Regions from separate parts of the Homo sapiens genome. Here region 2 is linked to region 1. A link is an interaction called in ENCODE POLR2A ChIA-PET data of the cell type or tissue named here. Cell type or tissue: GM12878. All regions are shown on one strand.

What was found. Peaks named below come from ENCODE experiments on the same cell type or tissue, not always from the same donor. Only the 100,000 strongest peaks of a DNase experiment are listed, where the experiment ranks them.
Region 2: POLR2A ChIA-PET joins it to region 1 with 5 read pairs; 2 of 35 experiments call an interaction of 5 or more read pairs at or near these places.

What each region holds. Positions count from the first base shown.
Region 1 is chr6:77,982,434-77,990,433 of GRCh38, forward strand. It overlaps LOC105377865 (a long non-coding RNA gene), which reads right to left. Exons shown (of 6, transcript XR_002956359.2): 3 at 916-1,008. Among named protein-coding and RNA genes, the nearest start is that of MEI4, 330 kb to the left of the region's middle. In GM12878, no CTCF peak of the experiment used is centred here; a DNase peak (open chromatin) is centred at 4,409.
Region 2 is chr6:78,118,551-78,126,550 of GRCh38, forward strand. The region is part of intron 2 of LOC105377865 (a long non-coding RNA gene); the gene reads right to left. Among named protein-coding and RNA genes, the nearest start is that of MIR10524, 420 kb to the right of the region's middle. In GM12878, no CTCF peak of the experiment used is centred here; no DNase peak of the experiment used is centred here.

The sequences.
Region 1 (8,000 bases):
TTTTTATGTGTCTTATTGACCTTAAATATATTAAGATATGTATGTCCATAGATTGAATTCTTTTGAATCAGCTCAAACCAATACTTGGCAGCAATGCATATACAGATTACTCAATTTGGAATTTTTACCTTTTTAAAAATTAGCACTTTTCTTTAAATCACATCTCATTGCACTTGGAAACATCTGTGACAAACAGAGAGGAGGATGAGCTATCAAGACAGAGTGTGGTATTTTCGAACTGATGAAGCCTGCCTCTTGCAGAGTCTCAGCAAGCAGTGAGGTGGAAATTCACACAGAGAGCTAGATAAGGTGCCTGGCCTATATGCAACAACTAGACTTTCATTCTCTATTTATATTTGAAACGTCTTTTGTTTCTTCAAGATGCATGAAATAAAATTGAGGAGTACATAACAAAAAGTCAAAGGAGTTTGATAATGACTTTGGGACTGAACAGAATGGCCTATGAAGAGTCAGAGCAAAAGCATATTTTTGACATCACATTTACATGTAAAACAACACTTTGAAACTAGATTTTTTATTCTCCTTATAAAGTAGATATTGCATATCGCAATCTGTCAAAAAATAAAACTACCTATCTTATTTTTGGAAGAAATTTTCATCCTAAAGAATCATTTCATCAGTGGTGTTCATTAATGCACAGCTGCTAAGCACCTGTGCATGCATGCATTGGCCCATGAAGATAAGCAACTAGAAATTTTGGTCCCCAGGTTCTGGAGATTCTATGCATATATATATATATGCATATATATATGGAGAGAGATATATTATACATACATATTTTCATATATACATTTTATGTATGTATGTTATATACATTATGCATCTTACCATATAAACCAAAATGAGTAGTGACACTGGTGCATTTAAACTGATCATTATTCCCTAAGTGCTTACCCTTATGGAAACCAACTTTGGAGGTTAGAACATTCTTTTTGGAGTATCCTTTCAGAAAGCTGGGAGCCACATCCAAGCGCCACCATTCATTACCTAGGAAACCAGAGGAAATTCATGTAACCACTGTCCTTTATCTCCATGTCAACGACCTGAGGGATGTGTACAGCACATGGTAAAAGCTTCATAAATGTTAGTAATTATTATGCTTATATTTCCATAAGCTGAAATGCTCTTTTCTCCCTTTCCCATCTGTTTTTACCCTTTTAGTCCTTCAAGGCTCACTTCAAATACAGAAAGAATAATCACAATAGCAACAAGAAATTTCCCTTACTTCTCCAACTCTACATACACAAAACTATTTGTATATCACTGCTCTCATGGAACACCTTGTTGGGAACACCATATAGTGGTTATAAATTGGTGAGGAGTTTGGAAAATTTGGAGTAAATTAAGCCCTGGAAAGCTTTTTCATGTGAATAACTCCTAATTTTGATAGATCTGCGGATGAGCATTGGGGAAGAAAAAATTGGGGCATTGGATGCTTTGATAAAGATCCCCAGGAGTACATATAAGACCTCCTTCTCCCAGACTTCCTACAAATCTACTAATGTATTTCATTATATTAGAATACAATGTATTTCACTCTATTAGAATGCCACACAATGACTTATCAATTTCCAATTTTTACCTCTTACCACAGAGTCTAACACATTATAAGTATTCAATAGACATATGTTGACTGACTAAATGAAAAATAGCTTTTGTTCTTCTCTGTGTTAAACAGTTCTAACTTAAAGAAAATGGAAGTTATCTATTGTGGACTTCAAATTGGTTGACTAGAAGCATTTCACGCTCACCTCCTCCACTTAAAAGATCCAAAATAGTGCGTAATCATACTTCAAATACATTATCCAAGAGATAACACTGGAATTCAACTGAAAAATGACAGGAAGAAACAAAAGCAAGGGAACAAAAAAAGAGAGACAGCCTGCTTGGCTGGTATGAGCTGGAAGCCAGGAGGAACTGCCCAATGTAGGGAATGAGTAAGTGAGAGATTCCCAGCATCTCACATTCCCAGCATGGAATCATGAAATCCTGGCAACAGGAGTCCCTCAACCCTTTCAAGACCTGAAACTAACATAAGGAGGTGCCAGGAGACAATGAGATGGAACCGCTTTAGGGAGAGAGCTTGCACTTGTTCTCGCACCCTTTCTGAGTCATAGGTGGCTACAGCAAAACACCATTTTCAATCCCAGACTTTATTAGACTGCATATTGTCCTTGGGCTCAGCAGCCCTTACACTGAAGTGCTAGGAAAACTTGGGCAGTTGCTGTTGGGACTGGGCCATGACCTGGGAATAGGCTGCTGCAGCCAAGGCTGAGAAGCCAGTGAGGTGTGGGCTTCAGCTACTGGTGTTGAGAAGCAAGTGCTGCCAGGACTGAGAAGGGGACACAAGTGGGACATGAGTTACCACTGGGACTTATGGTGGGTCTCCTGTAGCTGGGCCTGAGGTGTGAGCTAGGTGTGGGCTACCACTACCAGGGCTCAGAGATGAGACCCACTGTGACTAGGGCATGAGAGGGACATGTGTTCCCCACCAGCTAGCTTAGACTGTGGCCACTGAGTTTGGGCTCACCTTCCTCAGTGGGGCTAACACTACTGCTCACCCAGCATTCTACCTGGGTACTGAGGATCACCCTCAACCCACCAACCTTGGCTAGTGGCTGTTCTCACATTTGGGAGGCTTGAGCACAAGCCTGCCAAACCCAGCTTTGCCCCCATCTCTAAGACAGAGCACATGCTTCAAGGTCCTAGAGATTGCCCAAAGCAATTCACCACCCTGGGCACCTGAGCACTCCTCTTGGGGGCCTAATGTTCAGCTTAAACTCCTGGCTCTTCCCACCTTATCTGGCACCTACCTACAAGCACCACCTGAGGGCCCAGAGACTGGCCTACCCAGCCCACTGCAGCCACTACTAACATCAGTGTACATGATTTGGGACTCAAGAATCATCCTGCTAATGCTACTGGCATTGCGTATACAAACAAGCTGTCCAGGGACCCAGTAAATTGAAAACCTGCCTGGTCCATCTCTGCAACTATCAGCATTCAAGCTAGCCACCTGGAGGCCCAAGAATTGGCCCTCCAGTAACCACTACCACAGGTGCCAGTGTATGCCACCCTAAGGCATAAGGATCAGAATGCTCAGCCCACTGCTGCCATCACTAGGGCCTGAAGACTGGCTACGTGACATCCCCATCCCCAGTATTACTTTACTACAACCTCCACTAATAACTGCACCCTAACCCACTAAGGAAATCACAGATACCTCTAATGCTGTTTACAGTCAAAGAAATCATCCAGAGACTACACTATTGCATGTATACAGAATCAAATCCAAAGTGCCCTACCCAATCAACACCACAGATATATATTTGGGAAAAAGTCATCCTCTACAAAAGTCCATTCAAAAATATGAAAAAATGGCTATTACACCAGATGCACAGATATCAACATAAGGACACAGGAAAAATGCAAAAGCAAGAACATTTGACACCTGCAAAGGAACATAATGATTTTGCAGCAATAGATTTTTAATCAAGCAGAAATTCTCAAAATCTCAGATAAAGAATTCAACATATTAATTTTAAAGAAACTCAGTGAGATACAAGATAATTCTGAAAAATAATACAAATAAATCAGGAAATCAATTCAGTATATAAATGGGAAATTTTCCAAAGAGATAGATATTTTTAAAAAGAAACAAATAGAAACTCAGAAACTGAGGAATTCAATGAAAGAAATACAAAATGCATTAGAAAGCTTCAACAATAGACCAGACCAAGCAGAAGAAAGAATCATAGAAAATGAAGACTGGTCTTTTGAAATAATTCAGTCAGACAAAAATAAAGAAAAAAAACCATAAAAAAGAATGAGCAAAGCCTCCATGATGTTTGGGACAACAAAAAGTCACCAAATATTAAATTCTTTGTATCCCTGAGGGCAAATAGAGAATTAAAGAATTAGAAAACCTATTTAACGAAATAATAGATGAATGCTTGCTAGGCCTAGCAAGAGATTTAGACATCCAGAGACAGGAGACTCAGTGATATTCAAGCAGATACAATGCAAAAGGTCTTCTTCATGGCACATTATAACTAGACTGTCTAAACTCAAAGAGCAAAGCCTAAAAGCAGCAAGAGAAAAGTTTTTAGTCACCTATAAAGGAAACCCCATCAGATTTCACAGCAGAAACCTTACAGGGCAGAAGGAAATCAGATACTACATTCAAAGTACAGAAAGAAAATCATGACAGACAAGAATATTATTCAGCAAAATTATCCTTTACAAATAAACGGAAGATAAAGTATTTCCCAGAGAAGCAAATGTTGAGAGAATTTGTTACCACTAAACTGATTCTGCAAGAAATGCTCAAAGGAGTCCTATACCTGGAAGCAAAGGATGATATTTACCATTATGAAAACACAGAAAAGTATAAAACTCCTGGTTAAGCAATCACACAAAAGAGGAAGAGAAAAGACTCAAGTGGTATCACTACAGAAATCCACCAAACCACAATGACAAATATTAAGATAAAAAGAAAGAAACAGAAAATATGTAAAACAGCTAGAAAACAATTAGCAATGTGACAAAAACAAAGCCTTATATATATCAATATTAACCTTAGACAAAATGGATTAAATTCTCTATATAAAAGATATACAAAGATTTAGTGAATTTAAAAAATTGATCTAACTATCTGCTGCTTACAAGGAGTTCACCTTATCAGAAAAACTTATATAGACTGCTAGCAAAGGCATGGAAAGATGTTCCATGAAAAGAAACCAAAAGTGAAAAGAAGTAGCTTTATTTATATTAGATAAAACAAACTTTAAGTCAAAACATTTTTAAAAAGACAAAGCATATCCTTTTTTTGAATTGATGCCTTATATGGGCCTCATTATAATGATAAAGGCACCAATCCAGGAAAAGGATAAAACAATTCTAAATATATATGCAGCCAACATTAGAGGAACCAGAATTATAAAACAAATATTACTAGATCTAAAAAGAGAGGTGCACTACAATACAATAATAGTGGGGGACTTCAACACCCCACTCCCAGCATTAAACAGAACATCTAAGCAAAAAATAAAAACACTTTAGATTTAAACTGGACTTTAGACCAATGGACCTAACTAACATTTACAGAACATTTTTTCAACAGCTACAGAATTCACATTTTTCTAATCAGTGCATGGAACATTCTTCAGGATAGACTGTATGTTAGAAGAAGCCTCAACAAATCTAAAAAAAAAAAAAACATAATATCACATCAACTATCTTTGTAGAGTGCAAAATAAAAGTAAAAATCAATACAAAGAGGAACTTTGGAAACTACAAACACATACAAATTAAACAACATTCTCCTGAATCACTATTGTGTTAATGAATAAATTAAGATGGAAGTTTTAAAAATTTCTTGAAACGAGTGAAATTGGCAACACAACATGCCAAAACCTGTGAGATACCATAAAAACAGTTTGTAGGAATAAATGCCTACATCAAAGAAGTAGAAAGATAACAATCTAACAATGATCTTGAAGGAACTAGAAAATCAAGAACAAACCAAACCCCAAATAGCAGATGAAAAGAAATAATTAAGTACGGAGCAGTACTAAATGAAACAGAATTTTTTAAAAAATGCACAGGGCCAACAAAATGAAAATTGGTTCATTATAACTTAGACAAAAAGTTGCAGATTTTGTCAAACATGTGGAGGAAAATAAAACATGTCTTATATACAGTATGTTATTGGTGTGGATATAAATTACCACAGCCATTATTGAAAACTTGTGATTTCTCTAAAAACTGAGTTACCATTTGATTTAGAAATCCCAGTACTAGGTGTCTACCCAAAGGAAAAGAAATCAGTGTATCAAAGGGATATTTGTATTCACAAGCTTATTACAGCTTTAATGACAGTAGAAAATATATGAATTCAACCCATGTCCATCAATGGATGAGTGGATAAAAAATATATATATATTCCAATGTGAAATTAAATATATATGACTTCTATATAATGAAATATATTTATGTATAAATGCATTTATAAATATATATGTATATATTTATGTAATATATACTTATAAATATGAATATGTACATCTGTTATTAAATATATGTGTATATATATCACTTACATATACATTTCATTATTTTTTATGGTCATGTACTATTGCATTGTGTATGGATTGCAGAAACATGGATAGAGGAAATCACTATGTTAAGTGAAATAAGCTAGGCACCAAAAGACAAATATAACATGTTTTCTCACTTATATGTGGGAGTGAACACATTTGATCATGTAGAGATAAGGAGTGGGAAGACAGAGACTGGGAAGGGTGAGTGGGGGATATAGGGAAGGCTTAAGAGAAGTGTGTTGAAGGGTATGAGCATACAGTTAGAAAGAAGGAGCTAATTAAATGTTTTACAGTTGAGTAGGTTGACTACAGTTAACAAAAATGTATTGTACTCAGGCGATGGAAACTAACTGACTTGTTTACTATGCACTAGATATGTGTAATAAAACTTCACATGTACCCTATAATTTTGTACAACTAAAAAAAATCAAAATAAGAAAACAAAATGGATTTGCATGAGGTAGGTAAGTGGAGCTTACCATTTTAGATTTAGGAACTGTTATCACCATCAGCCTTACTCAAAACTGAAAAGTCTTATTTATCATAAGAAAATATATAGATATATAAAGATATTGATACAGAAATAATGCTGCACATTGAAACATTCAATTTTGTGATGGCTTGTCTGAAATTTTATGAAAATGTTATCAGAAAATAAAACAGTTTAAGAATGCATACCATCATTTTCAAATTATTTTATTAGCCCAATGATTCAATATATTTTAACCCCAATATCTCCTTTGCAATGTTTTATATGTTTAAAAATTCCCATGAAGATGGCATGTAATATCTACTGGATAATTTGATAACTGGATTTTTACAGTGTGAAGAAAATATGACAAACTGCTTAATTCCAAGTTGATTCAAAAAATAGATTTTGGTTTAAATGGTGTCCACTATTTGGTTCAAGAATAACAATTAAAAGAAAGAGGAGGTGCTGGGCACGGTGGCTCACACCTGTAATCCCAGAATATTGGGAGGCCGAGGCAGGCAATCACCTGAGGTCAGGAATTCAAGACCAGGCTGACCAACACGGAGAATCCCTGTCTCTACTAAAAATACAAAAAAAAAAAAAAAATTAGCTGGGCATGGTGGCACATGCCTGTAATCCCAGCTACTCAGGAGGCTGAGGCAGGAGAATCGCTTGAACCCAGGAGGTGGAGGTTGCAGTGAGCTGAGATCATGCCATTGCACTCGAGCCTGGGGAACAAGAGTGAAACTCTGTCTCAAAAAAAAAAAAAAACAACAACAAAAAAAGGAAGAGATAAGAAATTTGAAAGATGGCAGGGAGCAGTAGGAAGGATGAGAAGGAAAGGAAAATTTGTTTTTTTTCCATCTACATTGAATCTGTTTACTTGCGGTGTGCCCAAAACATGAAACAGGTTTTCAGAAAGTGTTCAGATTTAAAATCACTAATGTAACAAGTTCAAACCAAGTGTTTTTAATAATAAAGTAAAACACTAATCTGAATTTGATCAATCCATACCAAGACAGCCATTATAACAAGATCACCAGCAGTCACATCTGTAATTATTCAAGAGAAAGCACATGTTTTGAGATTCAGGAATGTAAAACATGAACTTGTTTTGTTGAATACATTAGAGAGTAAATTTGGCTCAGGCTGAAAATTAAAGCATGTTTCTAAATGTAAGGCACACCAAGAGACTGTTGTCTGGTAGTTTAGTAATTAAATTCCTCATGGAAACACTTTCATCATCTGTACAATTAGGATACTTTCATTTGCAAGTGTTAGAAACCCAACTCCAACTTAAGAAATGGAATTTAATGACTTACGTAATTGAGAAATCCCACAGGTGATGGTGGTTTAAGGCACAGCTGTTATTAGGCACTTAAAGATATTTTTCCCCTTCCTCTCCC
Region 2 (8,000 bases), 140 kb after region 1:
TCAGAGCCTTCTGCTTTTACAGCTCCACTGTATTCCAGAGAGCAAGACTCTGTTTCAAAATAAAAATAAATAAAAGTATACAGGAGAATGGGCATAGTTTATTTGCCAATATTATGCCATTTTCTATAAGGGAATTGAACATCCTCAGATTTTGGCATCTGAAGGAGGTCCTGGAACCAGTCATTCATGGATGCCAAGGGACAACTCTGTGTGGTATGGTGTCGGGTGTGTGTGTGTGTGTGTGTGTGTGTGTGTGTGCGTGTGTGCGTGTGTGTGTGTTATTTAACCAGATAATGGCTGTTTCTCTGGGGAGAGTGTTCATAGAGATCATTACTCTGCCAGTTTGGAATTGCTGTATATGTTAATGTTTCTATTGTTGGGGGTGTGAAGTGCTAATGGACTCTTAATTTTGTTTTCAAGAATAGTTTGCAAAATTATTGAAGCCTTTAATCTATATGATAGGTAAAGTGGGCCATACATTCCTTTTCTATTAAAGAATTACTGTTTAATAGACTATAAACCCCCTTTTATAATGATAAAATAATTTGATGAGTTTCAGGAGATTAAATTCATGTGCTCACTAATTTATAATTAACTCATAAACAAAATTTACCAAATAATTTATTTTTGTTTTACGAAGCTTCAAGGATTGAATGAGTGAGTAATGCTTTATGTCAACTGTTTACTTGCCTCTAACAAAAATACATTCAATCACAAATAAAATTTCGTCTGTCCAGTTTACATGGGAACCTGTCAGCACCAGCACGTCAGAAGCCATTCATAACTAAGCATGAGTTGAGCATTTGAGAATCAAAACAAAACAAAAAAAATGTCTATATATTTTGTCAGGTTAGATCTAAGGAAATAGAAAAACAAGACCCCCTTTTAACAGTTACATGTCTAAGTTATCTAAGTCAATATATTTCACAGAGGTCCAAAGATATACAAATTACTGAAAACTAAACACGTTTTCTAAAATATGCAAATACACAATGTCTGAGATCTTTCAGTAAAAGTCTCTGTGTGCAACATACTGTTGTGATATAGTTTGACTCTGTCCCCACCGAAATCTCATTTTGAATTGTAATCCCCATAATCCCCACATGTCTATGGAGAAATCTGGTGAGAGGTTGATTCGATCATGGGGGCAGTTTCCTCCATGCTGTTCTTGTGATAGTGAGTGAGTTCTCACGAGATCTGATGGCTTTATAAGGGGCTCTTTCCTCTTTGCTCCTCACTCTTCTCTCTTCTGCTGCCATGGGAAGAAGGTCCTCGCTTCCCTTTCACCTTCCACCTTCTACCATGATCGTTAAGTTTCCAGAGGCCTCCCCAGCCATTCAGAACTGTGAACTCTTTCCTTTATAAATTACTCAGTCTCAGGTAGTATATTTATAGCAGTGTGAGAACAGACAAATACATGTGGTAACATGTGGGTACTCCCCATGGTTCATTTCTAAAGTTTTTGTTTTTCAAGCTGTGTTAATTTTTCAATCTTGAGCTTATGGCCAGTGAGGGGACTGGCACAAACAAAAGCATATAGACATACATAAATACACCACAATGAACATGCACATGCACACACTCACACACATACACACACACATCTGATACAGAGAGAGGACCTAATACTTTTAGTTGCCTTCTCTGAGATTTTCTGTGTGTGTGTATGTGTTTTGCATTTTCGCCACAATATGTATAGCTGGGTTTTTCTTCTTATTCAACATGGTTTTTTTCAATATGTTTTTTTCATTTTGAATATAAAATTTTTTCATTAATTCTGGAAAATTCTCATTCATTTTCTTTTCCTCATTGCTTCTAATTTTTTTTTAAGTTGAACATTTTCATTCTGTTATCTATGTGCCTTTTTTCCAATTCTCATATTGCCTTTCCACTCTGTGTTCCATTTTGAGTAATCTCAGATATATATTCCAATTCATTAGTACCTTTTCATCTAAGACTAATTTAGTCTTTAACATCTATTGAGTTTTTAATTTTAAGAACTTTGGTTTTTCACAATACTTTCTTTTGTTCTGTAGATTGCATGTTTACTCTGTTTATAGTTTCTTTTGCTGTTTAGAAACTCTTTATTTTAATTAGGTGCCAATTGTCAATTTTTGTCTTTGTTTGATTTGCTTTTGAGGTATTAGTCATGAATTCCTCACCTAGGCTATTGTACAGAAGAGTATTTTCTAGGCTTTCTTCTAGGATTTCTATAGTTTGAGGTCTTATATTTAAGTCTTTAGTCCATCTCTAGTTATTTTTTTAATATGGTGAGAGGTAGGGTCCAGTTTCATTCTTCTGCATATGATTAGCCAATTTTCCTAGCATCTGTTATTGAATGGGGTGTTTTTCCCTGTGTTTTTCTTTTGGTCATCTTTGTCAAATATTAGTTGATTGTAGGTGTGAAGCTTTATTTTTGGGGTCTTTATTTTGTTCTATTGGTCTATAGATCTATTTTTGTACCAGTATCATTCTGTTTTGATTACTATAGCCTTGTAGTATAGTTTGAAGCTAGGTAATGTTAAAATGACTAATATCCAGAATCTGTAAAGAACTTAAGCAAATCAATAGGAAAAAAAACATCAAAAAGTAGACAAAGGACATGAACAGACACTTGTCAAAAGAAGACATATAGTCTGCCAACAAACATATGAAAAAAATGCTCAATATTAATAATCATCAGAGAAATGCAAATTAAAACCATGACGAGCTATCCTCTTATACCAGTCATAACGGCTACTATTAAAAAGTCAGAAAATAATAGAAGTTGGTGAAGTTATGGAGAAAAGGGAAGCTTATCTGCTGTTGGTAGAAATGTAAATTATTTCAGCTCCCGTTGAAAGCAGTGTGAAGATTTCTCAAATAACTAAAAGTAGAACTACCATTTGATCCAGCAATCTCATTACTGGCTATATACCCAAAGGAAAATAAATCATTCTGCCAAAAAGACACGTGTACTTGCATGTTTATCACAGCACAATTCATAAGAGCAAAGACATGGAGCTGGGCGCGGTGGCTCACGCCTGTAATCCCAACACTTTGGGAGGCTGAGGCAGGCAAATCACGGGGTCAGGAGTTCGAAACCAGCCTGGCCAACATGGTGAAACCCCATCTCTACTAAAAAATACAAAAATTAGCTGGGCGTGGTGGCACACACCTGTAATCCTAGCTACTCAGGAGGCTGAGGCAGGAGAATTGCTTGAACCTGGGAGGTGGAGGTTGCAGTGAGCCGAGATCGCACCACTAAACTCCAGCCTGTGCAACAGAGTGAGACTCTGTCTCAAAAAAAAAAAAAAAAGAGCAAAGACATAGAATCAACCTAGGTGGCCATCAGTGGTGGATTGGATAAAGAAATATGGTACATATACATCATGGAATAGTATCCAGGCAGCAAAAGAATGAAATCTTATTCTTTATAGCAACATGGATGCACCATTATCCTCAGTGACTTAATGCAGAAACAGAAAATCAAATACTGTACGATTTTACTTACAAGCTGAAGCTAAACACTGGGTACACATGGACATAAAGATTAGAACAATGGACAATGGAAGCTCCAAAAGTGGAGGAACAGAGAGGAGGCATGGTTGAGGACTCCCTTTTAGGTACTGTGTTCACTATTTGGGTCATGAGTTCAATAGAAGCCCAAACCACAGCATTACACAGTATATCCATGTAACAAATCTGTGCATGTATTCCCCCGCATCTAAAATTTTTTTAAAAATAATTTTTATTTCCAGTTGTATTTACTTATTTTCTTGTCATTTCTAATACTGGTAGTTTTTATCTTATTTATCTTGTGGTCACTATTCTCACTTTTGTCTCTAGCCAAATTACCTCATGTTCTTGAAGTATTAATTCTCCTGTTGCTACATTTTTTGGTTTTAAAATCCATCAGATGGTTTTTATTTTGAACTCTAGAATTTTGCAGATCATACTTGGGTTCACCAAAACTGTAAACATAAATATTTCAATCATTAAAACTTTAAAAGAAGAACAGCAACAAATCTCTGTATCTATTAAGAAAATGGCTAGCAGAAGGAGACAGTCATTCCCTGAATTCTAAGCCACTAATGGCTTTAATATACTGGATCTTCATTCTGAAAGCCTTTGAATATGCTCTGATGACAATAGCTCTTTTCTGCTCACCTAGACACATTCGATAAAGAGACAAAATAGGAGATTCTAGGTACTTCTAGAGAGTTCACGACTGTGGATCAAACTCAACTCCAGTGCATTCTGCCTCATGTACCTTAATATTTGCTGTTGAGAACATTGCTTGCTGCTAAGGAATTAAGCTATTTATGAGTTAAATGTTTTGCAATACCCTAAAAAGGGGGTTGATTTTCAGAAGATATTTTATTTCCTAAGACATACAACTACATGTAGAGTTTAAAGGTGTCAGCTGAAGAAAGAGAAGGTTCATCAATTTTGAAAGGAGAGCTTTACTTCTCATAAAGGGTTACAGGCTGCAGGGTGGCCATTCTGAGAAGCTGGGAAGCATAGCTTCTGGCCAGAAGCAGAAACTAGATAATTTGAGGTTGGGAAGAATAAGACAGGGATTTATGCTGAACAAGGTGGCCAAATATACATATTTAATAAGCCACGGAAGGCCATGAATATTTATGAAAGGAGAAACAAACACACGTGCAATTGAGCTTTGTTTCTCCCCATGGGACCCATGTTCAAAAAATGGGGGTGTTAGCATGATCTGTGGGTGGAGTTTTAAGCCCTCTCATGTCAAAAGGTGGAGCAGATGACACAAAAGCCCTTACTGTGAGTTTTCTGTAGACTGGCTAGAACCACTCATTTCTTGTGAGGCAAAAAGGGAGGAGCAATGTCAAGGAGTTAGTTAATACTAATGGTGGAGTCTTTTGAAAGGGCTAGCTTCTGTTTAGCTCTTGGGGAATAATGATTAATGGTGGTTAGCAGGGGAAGGGTATAAACAAGTCATGTATGACCTCCCATCGAGTCATGGCAGAGAACTCAGCTTCCAGGTTTTCTCTGGTGTGTCACTGACCAAGAGATGACCTGTTTAGTTGGTTGAGGGACTTAAGAGTTTTATTTTTATTCCTCAAAGTTTCCAACTATCAAAATTCATAAGGAGAGATGCTTAAAAATATTTTCACATCCAAAATCTGGCTCAAGTTATAAAACTCATCTTTGATTTGTGTTAATTATATGACCTAAGAGCTTTCATGGTAAAAAGTAAAATTAGCAAAATAAGACATTTTCCAACCTCTGTCATTCCACATCCCTTCTTCCATTCATATACACAAATTTATTTTTGAACTCCTACTTTTACATGGAAGGCATATAATTACAGATAATAAATCAGATAAAGTCTCTGCTAAGATTAATGCAAGACATACAAAATGTAAGAAGTAATTGTATTTATTAAAATAATAAAACTATTAACGTTTACTTCTTAATTGTATACTACATTCTTTATATGCATTATATCAATTAATCCATGAAACAATTCTAAGAGACACTATCCCACATATTATAGACGAGAAATCTGAGGACTGAAAGATTAATTTGCTATGACTACTCAATAGTAGATTTTGGATAGAACCAAGACAGGCTGAATTGAACAGGGGAATTTATGGTAAGTTTGGAAAAAATTAACATAAAAAAACGTGAAGAATGTATAGCATTTAGCACAAACTGGAGAAGGCTATTCTAAGAACAAGCATGTAAATAAGCCTGGAGGTACGAAAAAAACATGCCGTGTCTAGAAATTTTTGTGTCTGGAAATTTTTAAGTAGTTCAGTCCAGTTTGTCAAGACGTGCAAGGCTAGGCACATCAAAGGAAAGATGTTCAAGAACTAAAAATGCATCCAGAAAAAAGAATCTGGAGTTTTGATAATGGGGTTGCTGTAAGTGCAACATAGAATCACACACATATTTTAAGACTGAGAATGACATAATTAGAGTATGGGCAATAGGTTAGAGGGAAGCCAGATCAATTTGGATGCCATTGCAATAATCAAGGTAAGAGATAATATTGATTTACATGATGGTAGTCAGTGTGACAATAAAAAGCTGACCAGGTTTGATAATAAAAGAATAGAAGGCAAATTAAACAAGATTTATAGTTTCCTGGATATTGGAGTAAAAGGAAAGTAAATAGTTGGGAATGACACTCAGGTTTCCAGCTTTAACAGCCAAGAAAATGGTGGTGTCATTACAAAACAACAACAACAACAACAAAAAAAACGGATATATTTGTGAGGCATATGGTGATTTTACTCACATTGTAAACATGCTGACTTAGGTGATTGGTCCATGCAGAGAGTTGTGTGGTAGGAAATCTGATGTTGAAGTCTGCATTTCACCATAGAAATTGGAACCAGGGATGTCAATTGAGAATTCAGCAAACCAGAGATAACAGAGTGAATGAGATTGTCAAAGAAGAGGCTTGGAATGAGATTAAAACTTTGCCCAGGACAGAAACCTGAAAAGAAAAACACTTCAAAGTACAAAAGGGGAAAAATAACTTGAAAGAGAGCTGATAGGGAATGAAGTAATCTGAAAAAAAGGGGCTGGAAACAGAAAATGGAAAACTAATTTCAAATTTATTACTAAAGTTGTAACAAATGAAACAATGAAAATGAACAAACATGGAAGAGTTATAACTTGAATTTTAGTTTCTCTTTTTACTTATAAAAAATGCTAAGGTATTGGATATTTCTCCAAACTTCAAAATGGAAACTGAATATGCTAACTACATTGGTACTAGTGGAGGCAAGCTTAGGGAATATGATAAATCAGTTAATGCAGTGCATCTTTTATGTGAAAAAATTCTCCTGTGAAAAGAGAAAATAAAACAAGCAAGTGGGATCCCTGAGAGAAATAAACTGTACTATCAGTTAGAAAATGAAATAGATACAAAGGATCTTCTTCACATATTTTGTTGTTACAAGGATAAGCCAAATGAAAAAGCAAATACGACAAAGACAAAACAGTAGAGTCATCACTTGGTATCTGTAGGATATTGGTTCCAGGACGAGTCTCAGATACCAAAATCCACAGGTGCTCAGGTCTCTTATATAAAATGGCATAATACATATAACCTATGGACGTCCTCCAATATACTTTAAATCATCTCTGGGTTAGTTATAATAATACAATGCAAACATTGTCTAAATAGTTATTATACTGTATTGGTTGGGGAATAATGAGGATAAAAGAAATGCCTGTACTTTAGCAAAGGTGCAAATTTTTAAAATATTTTTGAAATATTTTCAATCCACCAATGCAAAACTCATGGATACTGAGGGGTGACTATACTGCATCAAAATACAAGAAAAGGCCTCAAAGCATTATGGATGGTTGTTCTTGTTTTGACCTAAAAAATCAACTTGTAGATTCCTAATTGTTATCACTATTTATGAGTAAATTCATAAATTTTTATTCAATATAAAGTTATTTCACTTTTAGAAAGATGATGTTAAAAGGGATAACATATAGCAACAGCTATTTAATGTTTTCCTGGAAAGGGAAACAAACCAGTATTTCCTAGTTTCTCTTTACTTCCTCAATGATAACTTCTTTTCCCACATGGTTACATAGTTTACAACTTAGTTTCTTAGGCTGTGAAAATAAAAAAACAATTTGATAAATAGGAGTTTTAATATTTTAATAATGAAGATCTTACAACATGTTTTAATTTAGTATAAGCACTAATATAAAATGTTTATTTAAAAATTTAGAAATCTATAATTGTCTAAAACTAATATATGAATTAAATTATAACAATACTCCCAATATTTTAAAAGAAGGGATAGAATTGGACTAACTATTCATTATTACTTTTTAATCAGTTAGTTAATATAAAAGAATAAATATTTAGATATAGTAGAACATGTAACAAAAAGAAAAAGAATACTTATATTACAAAACACTATGACATGATGCATTCAAATTGATATACTAGAAATAAATAATCAAATAGATCGGTAGAGCAGAACAGAAAAACATGAGATTGCAATAGA